Regions from separate parts of the Homo sapiens genome. Here all the other regions are linked to region 1. Evidence: chromatin contacts called from ENCODE Hi-C or POLR2A ChIA-PET data. All regions are on one chromosome and are shown on one strand. The core of a region is the stretch at or near the end of the contact, and the rest is flanking DNA. Distances in the headings are between cores, read along the strand shown.

What was found. Hi-C counts contacts between places; a loop is a spot of excess contacts on that map. ChIA-PET counts read pairs that join two places held with the same protein, here RNA polymerase II (POLR2A). Pooled maps may share reads with other maps.
Region 2: a map with no recorded cell type shows a loop between it and region 1 (8-fold over the local background). The contact joins the promoter of CARD8-AS1 here to the enhancer-like site in region 1. A Hi-C loop is called at or near these places in 1 of 37 single-sample maps with no recorded cell type and 6 of 50 pooled maps. POLR2A ChIA-PET finds 5 or more read pairs at or near these places in 1 of 52 experiments (K562).
Region 3: a loop to region 1 is called in a pooled map, with 4 times the contacts of the local background. The contact joins two enhancer-like sites. A Hi-C loop is called at or near these places in 2 of 50 pooled maps. POLR2A ChIA-PET finds 5 or more read pairs at or near these places in 3 of 52 experiments (HEK293, PC-9 and Panc1).

Annotation. Positions count from the first base shown.
Region 1 is chr19:48,710,970-48,715,203 of GRCh38, reverse strand. MAMSTR (MEF2 activating motif and SAP domain containing transcriptional regulator) reads left to right here. Exons shown (of 10, transcript NM_001130915.2): 6 at 296-398; 7 at 644-838; 8 at 1,159-1,344; 9 at 1,434-1,488; 10 at 1,654-2,479. The coding sequence ends at 1,937. Among named protein-coding and RNA genes, the nearest start is that of MAMSTR, 6.6 kb to the left of the region's middle. RefSeq lists a silencer at 587-876. Within about 2 kb of position 2,008, at least 4 of the 41 ENCODE cell types and tissues checked have a DNase peak (open chromatin) inside an H3K27ac peak, as active enhancers do.
Region 2 is chr19:48,252,872-48,257,646 of GRCh38, reverse strand. It overlaps CARD8-AS1 (CARD8 antisense RNA 1), which reads right to left and starts at 1,972. Exons shown (of 2, transcript NR_040599.1): 1 at 1,853-1,972; 2 at 1-1,296. CARD8 (caspase recruitment domain family member 8) reads left to right here and starts at 1,735. Exons shown (of 14, transcript NM_001184900.3): 1 at 1,735-1,855. RefSeq lists an enhancer at 1,627-1,866.
Region 3 is chr19:49,205,426-49,209,892 of GRCh38, reverse strand. All of the region lies in intron 20 of TRPM4 (transient receptor potential cation channel subfamily M member 4), which reads right to left. Among named protein-coding and RNA genes, the nearest start is that of TRPM4, 50 kb to the right of the region's middle. Within about 2 kb of position 1,637, at least 23 of the 41 ENCODE cell types and tissues checked have a DNase peak (open chromatin) inside an H3K27ac peak, as active enhancers do.

The sequences.
Region 1 (4,234 bases), core at 759-3,258:
CCCTCAAACCTCGAGTCCAAGATTAGGGGATTGGGGCCCCCAACCCTCTCTTCTCCCAGGGTTTAAGAGTCCAGGATCCCAGCCCCTCCCTTCGCCCTTCAGACCCGAGTCTGAACGCCTAGTTCCTCCTCCCCCATGCACAGAAATCTAGCCCCATGTTTGCGCCCTTGGAGACCCAGAATTCTGGACCCTCACTTTTCTGCATCTTCCCCAGCTCCCCGTCTTTGAGGACCCCAGAACGCCTTTTCCCCCTCTACCTCTCTAACCTTTGTTCGCCCCTCACGATTATCACCAGGATGAAGCCCTCTCCCCTCACTCCCTGCCCACCAGGAGTCCCTAGCCCCTCGCCCCCCCCACACAAGTTGGAACTTCAGACCCTTAAACTGGAGGAGCTGACGGTGAGTTTGGGGTGTAACTTTCCAGGCCTTCTCTCTCCTTCGGTGGGGTCCCAGAATTCCAACCCCGCAGCCTCTGCCCTCTGGAAATCCAGGAGATCGGGTACCCAGTCCCATCCTGTTTTAGGGTCCCAGGAGTCCGGACCCCCAGTGCCTCCTTTCTCGGTTTCCAAATATCCTGTCCAGCTCCTGCCTGCGCCCGGGAGCCCGCCCAGCACTGCCTCTTCCCACGCCCCGCCCCTCCCCAGGTCTCAGAGCTCCGGCAGCAGCTGCGCCTGCGGGGCCTCCCAGTGTCGGGGACCAAGTCTATGCTCCTGGAGCGCATGCGCGGCGGCGCGCCGCCCCGCGAGCGGCCGAAGCCGCGGCGCGAGGACAGTCCCGCGGGTGCTCCCTGGCCGCGCCTCAAGCCCAAGGCCCTGGCAGCCGCCCGGCGTCAGGGCTCGGTGAGGGCGGGGCTATGAGCTTGCGGACCAATGAAGAGAAAGCAAAGTGGGCCGGGGCGGGGTGTCGAAAAAACTAGCCAATGAAGTGTGGGGGCGAGGACCAGCGGTAGGAAGCCTTGAAGGCGAGGGGACGTGGTTCAGACTAACAGGGGGCGGATCTTTAGAGAAGAGGAGCCAATGAAAGAATAGGGGGCGAGGCCAAAGGGGTTGATGAGCGAGGGGTCGCGAGAGGATCAAGGGGTGGAGCCACACGTTGCGAGTGGGTGGGGTTGCGCCCTGTGGGCATGGCTTATGGGCGCTCGCCCTCTTGGCTGCTCTAGGTCAAGCCCAGCGCAGCATCTCACAGGCCACCTCTTCCACGTGCCGCGGATACCCCGGGGACGGCTCCGGCTCCAACTCCCACTCCGGCTCCTGCTGCAGCTCCAGCCCTGACCCCTTCCTCAGGGCCGGGCTCAGCGGCTCTGACTCTGGAGGAGGAGCTGCAGGAAGCGATCCGGAGGGCGCAGGTAAGAGGGTGTGGGTTGAATCCGGCTAGGGTTCTCCAGTCAGGTCCAGGTCGCAGTCCCGAGTTCACGCCAAATTTCTCCATCCGCAGTTGCTTCCTAACCGGGGCATCGATGACATCCTGGAGGATCAGGTGGAGCCTGATGGTAGGATCCAAACTGCTAGATTTAGGGGAGGTGGGGGCTGAGGTTCTGGACTCCTGCGTCCAAGGGAGGCGTGAGCTGGGGAGCTGGATCCTGGAAATGGGGTATGGGGGGCTGGCGCCCGGACCCCTGACTTTCCAAGCTCATGTACCATTCTTTATCCCGCAGACCCCCTGCCCCCTATTCCCCTGGACTTCCCTGGCTCCTTCGACGTGCTGTCCCCCTCCCCGGACTCTGAAGGCCTCTCATCTGTTTTCTCCTCTTCACTCCCGTCTCCCACGAACTCCTCCTCCCCTTCTCCCAGGGACCCCACGGACTCCCTGGACTGGCTGGAGGCCCTGAGCGGGGGTCCTCCTCTGGGTTCTGGTCCCCCACCCCCCAGCATCTTCTCCGCTGACTTATCTGACTCCAGCAGCAGCCGGCTGTGGGACCTGCTGGAGGATCCATGGTGATGGATTCTAGGATTTACAGAGACAGAGAACTGATGGGGGTGGAGAGAAGCTCCTTGTGGGAGGAGAGGGAACTACCAGCAGAGCCCCTCCTACCGCAGACACAGGATCGGAGACAACCTCCAACCCCACCTGCCTCCTGAAGTGCTGCTGACATGCAACTGCCTTAACTTTGCCTACCTGGCCTCCTTATGATCCCCCTCCGGCGTGGTATGGTTGGGGGGCTTCTTTTGCTGCTGGCCACGGCAAACAAGCTGCTTGCTGCTTCCTTCAGAGACCTCATGGATGTTCTTACATGCCCCCGACCCCGGTAGATGGCTCCCTGTTGTTTGGGGAGCCTGGAAGGTGGTTATGCCTTTTGGATGCAGGAGAGGAGCAAGAAAGAGTGGAGAGGGAGAATGGGGGAGCCGGACCCTGACCTCCCTGGGTTCTGGTTGGAGATGAAAAAATTAGAAGCATCAGGTCTAAGATCAGCTTCTCTTGGAAGCAGAGCCTGAGACAAGATATAAATGCCAGTCATTTATTAAAGAAGTGTTCTGGCTGGGTGCGGTGGCTCACGCCTGCGATCCCAGCACTTTGGGAGGCTGAGGCAAGTGGATCACCTGAGGTCAGGAGTTCGAGACCAGCCTGGCCAACATGGTGAAACCCTGTCTCTACCAAACACACACACACAAAAAAAAATTAGCTGGGCATGGTGGCACATGCCTGGAATCCCAGCTACTTGGGAGGTTGAGGCAGGAGAATCGCTTGAACCCGGGAGGCGGAGGTTGTGGTGAGCTAAGATCGCTCCATTGCACTCCAGCCTGGGCAACAGGAGCTAAACTCCATCTTAAAAAAAAAAAAAGAGAGAGAGAAAAAGAAAGAAATGTTCCCAGGAGAAACCAGCAGAAGAGTGGGGAAAACAGGACAGCAAAGGGGAAGAGGAGCAAGAGGTGACTTCAGGTGAAGTTCCAACCTCAGCCTAATCCTGCAGGGAGCTCCAGAGCACAAATTAAGTTGTGGAGTCTTTCCTGTCTTGGGACACATGGAACTGGGCCTTTGTATCTCCCTGTTTGAGCTTATTATAGCCAAACAACAAACCAGGCTCAGTGGCAAACGCCTGTAATCCCAGCACTTTGGGAAGCTGAGGCAGGCAGATCACTTGAGGCCAAGAATTCAAGACCAGCCTGGCCAACATGGTGAAACCCATCTCTACTAAAAATACATAAAAACTGGGCCGGGCACGGTGGCTCACACCTGTAATCCCAGCACTTTGGGAGGCCAAGGTGGGCGGATCACGAGGTCAGGAGATCGAGACCATCCTGGCTAACACGGTGAAACCCGGTGAAACCCTGTCTCTACTAAAAATACAAAAAAATTAGCTGGGCATGGTGGCATGTGCCTGTAGTCCCAGCTACTCGGGAGGCTGAGGCAGGAGAATGGCGTGAACCCGGGAGGCGGAGCTTGCAGTGATCTGAGATTGTGCCACCACACTCCAGCCTGGGCAACAGAGCGAGACTCCGTCTCAAAAAAAAAAAAAAAAAAAAAAAACTAGCCAGGTATGGTGGTGGGAGCCTGTAATCCCAGCTACGTGAGAGACCGAGGCAGGAGAATCACTTGAAACCAGGAGGTGGAGGCTGCAGTGAGCTGAGATCATGCCACTTCACTCCAGCCTGGGCAACAGAGTGCTACTCCATCTCAAAACAAACAAACAAACAAACAAACAAACAACAAAAACCCACACCACCCCAAAACTTAGAGTTGTAAAACAATAACTATCTATGACTGCTCACAAATGCATGGGTTGACTGGGCTCAGCAGGGCAGTTCTTCAGTTCCATGTGATGTTGGCTAGAGCTGCAGTCATCTCAGGGCCCACCTGGGCTAGCACATACAAGATGGCACATCAGATGTGTGTGGCACCGTGGTGGGGATAGCATGAAGGCTGGGCCCAGCTGGGTTGTGCAGTGTGACACTCCATGCAGTGTCAGCACTATTCCTCTGTGGCCTCTCCCCCGGGATAACTAGATTTCTTGCATGATAGCTCAGGGCTCCCAAGAGTGAGTATTCCAAGAGCCAGGAGCAGAAGCTACCAGTCTCTTAAAGACTAGGCTTGAAACTGGCACAATTTCTCTTCCACTGTATTTTATAATTAATGCAAGTCAGGCAAGCCCACGTTAAATACGGGAGGGCACTATACAAATCTGTGAATATCAGGGACATGCTCACTAGGGGCTACATCTGGAGACTTGCCACTATACCACCCCTAGTCAGCCATGAGCCATGGGTCACAGAGGGAGGGAGGAATGACATAAACTCCCA
Region 2 (4,775 bases), core at 723-3,222, 460 kb after region 1:
GATTACAGGCATGTGCCACCATGCCTGGCTAATTTTTTTTGTATTTTTAGTAGAGATGGGGTTTCACCATGTTGGACATGCTGGTCTTGAACTCCTGACCTCAGGTGATCTGCCTGCCTCAGGTTCCCAAGTGCTGGGATTATAGGCTTGAGCCATTGCGCCTGGCCAGAAGAATCTTAATGTACAAAAATGAATAGGTTTTTAATACAACAGACTATCCCAATTCCTTGAAAGAAGAAAATACACCCATTAAAACAGAAACTATGGTGCCTAGAATTAAACTGCACAAAAAACTACATGACCCATATAATTTTTTTATGTTGAAATAATTTTAAACATGCAAAATTAGCAAAGATTCATATAAATCCTCAACCAGCCTATCCTGATGTTAGCTATATATATAATTGTATTATATGTATAATAGTTGTTATATATAAAACTGTATATATACATTTATTGTATTATAATCATATATATACATTTATTGTATTATATATAATATACAACTGTATATGTAATTGTAATATAATAATTATATACATAATAGTATATGTAATACAAGTATCCAACCAGGAAATTGATGTCAACGTATCTTACCATTACCTAATGTGCAGACCTTATTTGAATTTTGTCAATATTTCTCTTAACGTCCTCTTTCTTCTCCAAGATCGAATCGAGGATCTCACATTGCACTCAGTTGTTATGTCCTTAGATTCCTCCAGGCTGTGACCGTTTCTTATTCTTCCCTTGTCTTTTGTGATTGTGACACTTTTGCTGAGCATGGCCAATTATTTTACAGAATGTTTATCAATTTGGATTTCTTTGATGTTTTCTCACGATTAGGCTGAGGTCATGCATGTTTGTCTTCTGTGTTCAGTCAATATGCCCCATCCTTTTTCAAATATTTCTTCATGTTCTGGCGTCAGAATTTGTTCCAATGTTATCTTATATATTCCTGCCCCAGCCCTCGAAGTAACCATTTCTCCACAGATACTTCAAAATAGTATTTAGAAACCAAGGCCGGGCACAGTGGCTCACGCCTGTAATCCCAGCACTTTGGGAGGCCGAGGCGGGCTGATCTCGAGGTCAAGAGACGGAGACCATCCTGACCAACATGGTGAAACTCCGTCTTTACTAAAAATACAAAAAATTAGCCGAGCGTGGTGGCATGCACCTATAATTCCAGCTACTCGGGAGGCTGAGGCAAGAGAATCGCTTGAACCTGGGAGGCAGAGGTTGCAGTGAGCCGAGATTGCTCCATTACACTCCAGCCTGGGTGACAGACGGAGACTTCATCTCAAAAAAAAAAAAAAGTAATATTGATTAAAAATCAAATTGCATGAGAATGCATAGCAGGATACCAAGCAAATACAACTTTTAAATATTACAGAAAATGATATTTAAAATACAAACCAAATACATAAATCATGCAGGCGGATTAAGACGTTTCTGGATAGTGGTAACAGCTGAGAGTGGCTGGATGAATTCCAGAGAAATTTCATATATTGCTTCAATTTTATTTAAAATATACTATTACCTATGTCTTAGATATTTTATTTTAAATAATGAACAAGGATATTATAAACTCTGCAGAAGTAAGTGTAATCGTGTTTTTTTCCTGCCCACATTAAAGATGGCCCAGATGCTTGCACTGACCCCATTGACTGCCCACAGCCATCATGGCGACCGGAAGTCCTGAGAGCTTACTTCCCTCAGTTCTCAGAAAGCCCACCTCCTCTGCGAGCGTTATTTCAAAAGAAGTTGAGAACCAGAGAAACCGACCTAAGGGGATTCTCCCATTTGGCCCGTCCTACCCTAAAGTCACCACCTGCTGCTTTTCTGGAGCGCTTACCAGGTGAGTTTCAGGAGCCCTAGTGTACAGGAAGGAGAAACGGAGGCTTGTTGGTAGGACACCGCCAGGCTGCTCTGTGTTCTGTTCCTCTTAGTCAGCAAGGAAGGAGTACGACAAAGTGAGAAGTTCATATGAGCGTGTCAGAAGGGGAAATAGGGCCCCTCCCTTGTTAAAAACAAAACCCTCTGGAAGCTCGGCATCCTGTCATAACTTAAATTTATGACTTCAGTGACTTGGCTTGGACAGTCTTAATAATCTCTCTCACACTCAATTTGTTTTAATTTCTGTAATAATAATTTTTATACCAATGTTTATGTTGTTAATACTAATAATTTTACACTGTAACTGTATAACTTTAATTATTAGAAGTGTTAACCTAACTAACAAACATATGAAAGCTTCCTAAGGGAAACAATTTTTTTTTCTTTTTGAGATGGAGTCTCGCTCTGTGGCTAGGCTGGAGTACAGTGGCATGATCTTGGCTCACTGCAACCTCTGCCTCCCAGGTTCAAGCGATTCTCGTGCCTCAGTCTCCCAAGTAGCTGGGACTACAGGCGTGCACCACCACATCCAGCTAATTTTTTATTTTTTAGTAGAGACGGGGTTTCACCATGTTGGCCAGGATGGTCTCCGTCTCTTGACCTCGAGATCAGCCCGCCTTGGCCTCCCAAAGTGTTGGGATTACAGGCGTGAGCCACTGCGCCCAGCCGGAAACAATGTTTATTTGGGAATAGAGCATTGCAATTGGGAATAGACATGCCGTATTAAACTATGTGTATATTCAGGGAGATAAAGGAAGACAGAAATGGGGAGGATTGCATATTGTTTTAACAGAATTTTCCTTGGCTACAAAGATCAGTAACAAGGGTGACATTAGTCCTAGGTTGGACCAGCAGTTGCTGGGCAGCATTCCTTGCAGAAATATATATTTTTTTAAGGTTGTGAAGACCTTTATGTAAGGTTGTGGGTTTTGTAGAGTCTTTTTCATCTTCAGGCATGCAAGGATAAGAGCCCTCTCTTCATGGCCTTCCTGGCTCTATTTGTCAGGGTTATCTTAACATAAGTGACTCCATTTTGTTCTGACAACTTTCAGATTTCCCCTTGTGATCAAGAAGTTTCTCTGAAAGCACTCTCCTGCCTCAGCCTCCCGAGTAGCTGCGACTACAGGTGCCCACCACCACACCCAGCTAATTGTTTTTGTGTTTTTAGTAGAGACGGGGTTTCACTATGTTGGCCAGGCTGGTCTCGAACCCCTGACTTGTGATCTGCCCACTTCGGCCTCCCAAAGTGCTGGGATTACAGGGATGAGCCACCGCACCAGGCCTGCATTTCTTTTTTCAAAGAATTACTGTGGCATTTTTTCCAATGTCATTGTGTTCTGTGGTTCTTATCTAGTCTTCACATTTATTTACATAATGAACTTTCAATGATGGATTTCTACAGAATTTTTGTCACTAAGTGGTTGCCTAGAAGTATATATCCTAAGATTGAACATATTGAAATATGAGCTAACTTTTCTCATTCAATTATTGATTACTTAGTTAGTTTATTTATTATTTGGGGGATGGGATCTTGCAATGCTGCCCAGACCAGACTCAAACTCCTGGGCTCAAACTCCTACCTCAGCCTCCCAAGTAGGTGGGATTACAGGCATGTACTACTTCACCTGGCTCAATTATTTATTATTTATAACTCATTGTACATATATTCAGATAACTTAATCTGTGCATTAAACTCTTCCACTTTGTTGATAGTCATTTCTGTGTTTGCTATGTGGCTACATATGTATGCTATGTGTTTCCTCTATGCTTGAGATAGGATGATGGGGATTCTTCAATGGCTGTGTGAGTTGTTATTCTAGGGCACTTAAGTCAAGAATATGAATTGCTTTGGTCAATTTTTTATATCTTTACTGATACTCTGTTATTCTGTTAATTGCTGAAAGACTATTGAACAGATTTCCCACAAGAGTGGAGGATTATTCTATATCTGTTTATCATTCTACCCGTGTATACTATATACATATTGAAAGTGTGAATATGTATACACAAAATTAAAATTGTTATTCTTATTGAAGTGATCTACTTTATACTTAGTAATGCTGTTTAGGTAAAATATATTTTGTCTAATATTATTGGAGGTGCACCTGCTCCCCATTGATTACATTTTTACACAGATAGTCATCTTGCATTCTTTTATTGGAATCTTAATATAACTTCTTTGGGTTTATCCCCTGTAAGATGGAGGGAAATGCTCTTGAAGCCTAATTTGTCTGACATTCATATTGTTGCTCCAGATTCTTTTTAATAACCATGTATATGGTATATCACTGCCACTGTCATATGAGGGGTGGGGAAGTGGCCCCACTTGGAAACATTTTTGCAGATGAGTATTTAAAATGATAAATGTTGGCCAGGCACGGTGGCTCACACCTGTAATTACAGCACTTTGGGAGGCTGAGGCAGGTGGATCACGTGAGGCCAGGAGTTCGAGACCAGCCTGGCCAAATTGGTGAAACCCCGTCTCTACAAAAATACAAAAATTAGCCAGGCATGGTGATGCATACCTGTAATCCCAGTCACTGCAGCTCCCTGCACCTGTACTCTCACACACCACATTCTCTTAACCAGTCCTATTCTTTTTAGCTCCTATCATGTGTACATATACGTTTTCCTGTACCACAAACATTCTGTATAATCTCTTGTGCTATTATGTTTTATCTGTTTAGATCATGGATGTATGTCCAACCCATTAAATAGTACCAAGAATAAGGAACATGTGCAAAATGTATTTGTGGAATGAATACAAGAAGTGCCATAGAGCAGTGCAGTTTAACAGAAATATAATCCAAGCCCCAAATGTATATTAAATTTTCTAGCAACTGCATTTAAAAAAGCAAAAACAAGCAGATACAGTTAGTTTA
Region 3 (4,467 bases), core at 388-2,887, 500 kb before region 1:
CCTGTAATCCCAGCTACTGGGGAGGCTGAGGCAGGAGAATCGCTTGAACCCAGGAGGTGGAGGTTGCAGTGAGCTGAGATCGTGCCACTGCACTCCAGCCTGGGAGACAGAGTAAGACTCCATCTCAAAAAAAAAAAAAAAAAAAAAAAGTCAGTTTAGAAGGGCCAAGGGTCAGATGTCAGAGGTCAAGTTGGGATGGTATCACGGTATAAGGTGGAGGTTGAAGTCAGGTTAAAGTTGGGCTCCAAAGTTAGCCTGGACACAAATAACTAACATCAGAAATGAAAATGGAGACATTACTACTGACCTTACCGAAATAAAAAGGATTGTATGAGAATACTATCAACAATTATATGTCAACAAACTAGATAAATGAAATGGACAAATTCCTAGGAACACACAAATTAGCTAAGCTGACTCAAGAAAAAACAGAAAATCTCAGTAGAATTATCATAAGAGATTGAATCAAAAACGTTTCAATAAAGAAAAGCCCAAAACCAGATGGCTGTGCTGGTGAATTCTATCAAATATTTAAAGAAGAATTATAATAACAAGGATGTTTCTCAAATTCGTCCAAAAGATTGAAAAGGAGAGAACATTTCCTAACTCATTCTATGAGGCCAGCATTACCGTAATACCAAAGCCAGATAAAGATATCACAAGAAAATTACAGAGCAGTAGCCCTTATGAATATACATGTAAACATCCTGAAAAAATACAAGCAAATCTAATTCAGCAGCACATTAAGTGGATTTTATACCATAACGAAATGGGATTTATCCTAGGAAAGTAAGGGTAGTTAAACATACAAAAATTAATGCAAACACCAAATTAATAGAACAAGGTGTGGGGGAAGCCATATGATCTTCTCAACCAACACAGAAAAGGCATTTGACAAAATTCAACAACACTTCACGATTTTTTTTTTTTTTTTTTGATGGAGTCTTGCTCTGTCCCACAGGCTGGAGTGCAGTGGCACAATCTCGGCTCACTGCAAGCTCCGCCTCCTGGGTTCATGCCATTCTCTTGCCTCAGCCTCCTGAGTAGCTGGGACTACAGGCACCCACCACCACGCTCAGCTAACTTTTTGTATTTTTAGTAAAGATGGGGTTTCACCATGTGTGGGCGGCAAGCCACCCAGGTGCCAAGGCAAGAGACCGAGGGCACAAGCTGTTCCAGTGTAATAAAACATATAAAATAACAAGAGTTATACTAGATATAGATCATAGATATGATTATATATGAATATCAATCATTAGTTTGTAGCAATTACTCTTTATTTCAATATTATAATAATCCTTGCTTTACAATCATAACCTAGGAAAAACCAAGCCATACAGAGATAGGAGCTGAAGGGGCATGATGAGAAGTGACCAGAAGACAGAGTGTGAGCCTTCTGTTATTCCTGGACAGGGCCACCAGAGGGCTCCTTGGTCTAGCGGTAACGCCAGCATCTGGGAAGATTCCCGTTACCAAGCGGACCGTGGTCTAGAGGTAGCGTCAGTGCCAAGGAAAAGCACCCACTACTTAGCAGACCGGGAAAGGGAGTCTCCCTTTCCCCGGGGGAGTTTAGAGAAGACTGCTCCACCACCTCTTGTGGAGGGCCTGACTGATGTCAGGCCCGCCCGCAGTTATCCAGGGGCCTAACCGTCTCCCTGTGATGCTGTGCTTCAGCGGTCACACTCCTGTTTCACTTTCATGTTCCACTCTGTACAGCTGGCTCTGCCCTCTAGATAGCAGTAGCAAAATTAGTGAAAGTATTAAAGTATTAAAGTCTTTGATCTTTCTTAAAAGAGCATAGAAGAAATAATGATGTAAGCTGTCCTCTCTCTCTCCGCCTTGGCTACCTAACAGGGAAGGGCCCCTGTCCAGTGGACATGTGACTCACGTGACCTTATCAATCATTGGAGATGACTCACACTCTTTACCCTGCCCCTTTTGCTTTGTATCCAATAAATAACAGCGCAGCCAGGCATTAGGGGCCACTGTCGGTCTCCACGTCTTGGTGGTAGTGGTCCCCCAGGCCCAGCTGTCTTTTCTTTGATCTCTTTGTCTTGTGTCTTCATTTCTACAATCTCTTGTCTCTGCACACGGGGAGAAAAACCCACAGACCTTGTAGGGCTGGCCCCTACAACCGTGTTAGCCAGGATGGTCTCGATCTCCTGACCTCATGATCTGCCCACCTCGGCCTCCCAAAGTGCTGGGATTGCAGGCTTGAGCCACCATGCATGGCTTTTTTTTTTTTTTTTTTTTTTTGAGACAAGGTTTCACTCTGTTGGTGGCACAATCATGATGGTGGTGAAATCATGGCTCACTGAAGCCACAGCCTTGACCTCCTGGGCTCAAGCCTTCCTCCCACCTCAGCCTCTTGAGTAGCTGGGACTACAGGCATGCACCACCACGCCTGGCAAATTTTTTATTTTTTTATTGAGATAAGGTCTCACTATGTTGCCCAGGTCGGTCTTGAACTCCTGGCCTCAAGTGATCCTCCCACTTTGGCTCCCTAAAGTATTGTGATTGCAGGCACAAGCCACCATGCATCATAATTTTTAAAAATCGTAAACTAGGAATAGAAATAAACTTTCTCAACATGAGAAAAGGTACTTCTGAAAAACCCACAGCTACCGTCATACCCAATGGTGAAAGAGTGAAAGCTTTCTGCCTAAGATCAGGGACAAGACAAGGATGTCCACTTTTACCACTGCTATTCCACATTGTGCTGGAAGTTCTGGCTAGAACAATTAAACAAGAAAAAAAATAAAAGGCATCCAAATTGGAAAGGAAGAAGTAAAAATATCTCTATTCACAGATGACATGATCCTATATATAGGAAATGCCAGAGAATCACAAGAAAGCTTCTAGGGCTGCAGATTCAGCAAAGTTGCAGGGTACAAGATCACACAAAAATCAGTTGTGTTTCTACACACCCGCAATGAACAATCCAAAAAGGAAATTAAGAAAGCAATTCCACTTACAACAGTATCTAAAGGTTAAGCACCTAGGAATAAAGTTAACCAAAAGGGTGAACAATTTGTAGCCTGAAAACTACCAAATACTGCTGGAAAAGCATTAAAAAGAACACCTAGATGAAATATCAATACTACCCGAAGCAATCTACAGATTCAACGCAATCCCTCGGAAAATTCCAACAACTGGCCGGGCGCGGTGGCTCACACCTGTAATCCCAGAACTTTGGGAGGCCAAGGCGGGTGGATCACCTGAGGTCGGGAGTTCGAGACCAGCCTGACCAACATGGAGAAACCCTGTCTCTACTAAAAATACAAAATTAGCCGGGCGTGGTGGCACATGCCTATAAGCCCAGCTACTCAGGAGGCTGAGGCAGGAGAATCGCTTGAGCCCGGGAGGCAGAGGTTGTGGTGAGCTGAGATCGCGCCATTGCACTCCAGCCTGGGCAACAAGAGTGAAACTCTGTCTCAAAAAAAAGAAAAAAAAAAAAGGAAAAAAAAAGAAAATTCCAACAACCTTTTTGACAGACATGGAAACTCTGATCTTTAAGTTCATATAGAATTGCAGGAGGCCCAGAATAGCCAAAACAATCTTGAAAAATAACAAAGGAGACTCATACTTCCAATGTCAAAATTTGCTACAAACCTACAGTAATCAACACTGTGTGGGCTAGACATGGTGGCTCACGCCTGTAATCCCAGCACCTTGGAAAGCCGAGGCAGATCACCTGAGGTCAGGAGTTCAAGACTAGCCTGGCCAACATGGTGAAACCCTGTCTCTACCAAAAATACAAAAAAATTAGCCGGGCGTGGTGGCAGGTGCCTGTAATCCCAGCTACTCAGGAGGCTGAGTTAGGAGAATCGTTTGAATCCAGGATGCGGATGTTGCAGTGAGCAGAGATCGTGCCACTGCAATCCCGCCTGGGTGACAAGAGCGAGACTCCGTCTCAAAAAAAACCCAAAAAACTGTGTGGTTCTGGCATAAGGATAGACGCAATCCAGTGGAATAGAATTGAAAGTCCAGAAATAAACTCATAAATCTATGAGTGTCATGCATTGAATTGTATCCCGCTAAAGATATGTTGAAGTCCGGCCGGGTCCAGTGGCTCACGGCTGTAATCCCAGCACTTTGGGAGGCCGAGGCAGGTGCATCACCTGAGGTCAGGAGTTTGAGATCGGCCTGGGCAACATGGTGAAACCCCGTCCCTACTAAAAATACAAAAATTAGCTGTGTATAGTGGCAGGCACCTGTAATCCCAGCTACTCGGGAGGCTGAGGCAGGAGAATCCCTTGAACCCAGGAGGTGGAGGTTGCAGTGAGCCGAGATCACGCCATTGCACTCCAACCTGGGTGACAGAGCAAGACTCTGTCTCCAAAAAAAAAAAAAAAAAAAAAAAAAAGTTGAAGTCATAACCCATAGTGCCTCAGAATGAGACCTTTTTAAATTTTTTATTTATGAAATATGTGGCTTTATTCGGAAATAGAGTTTACACATGTGATC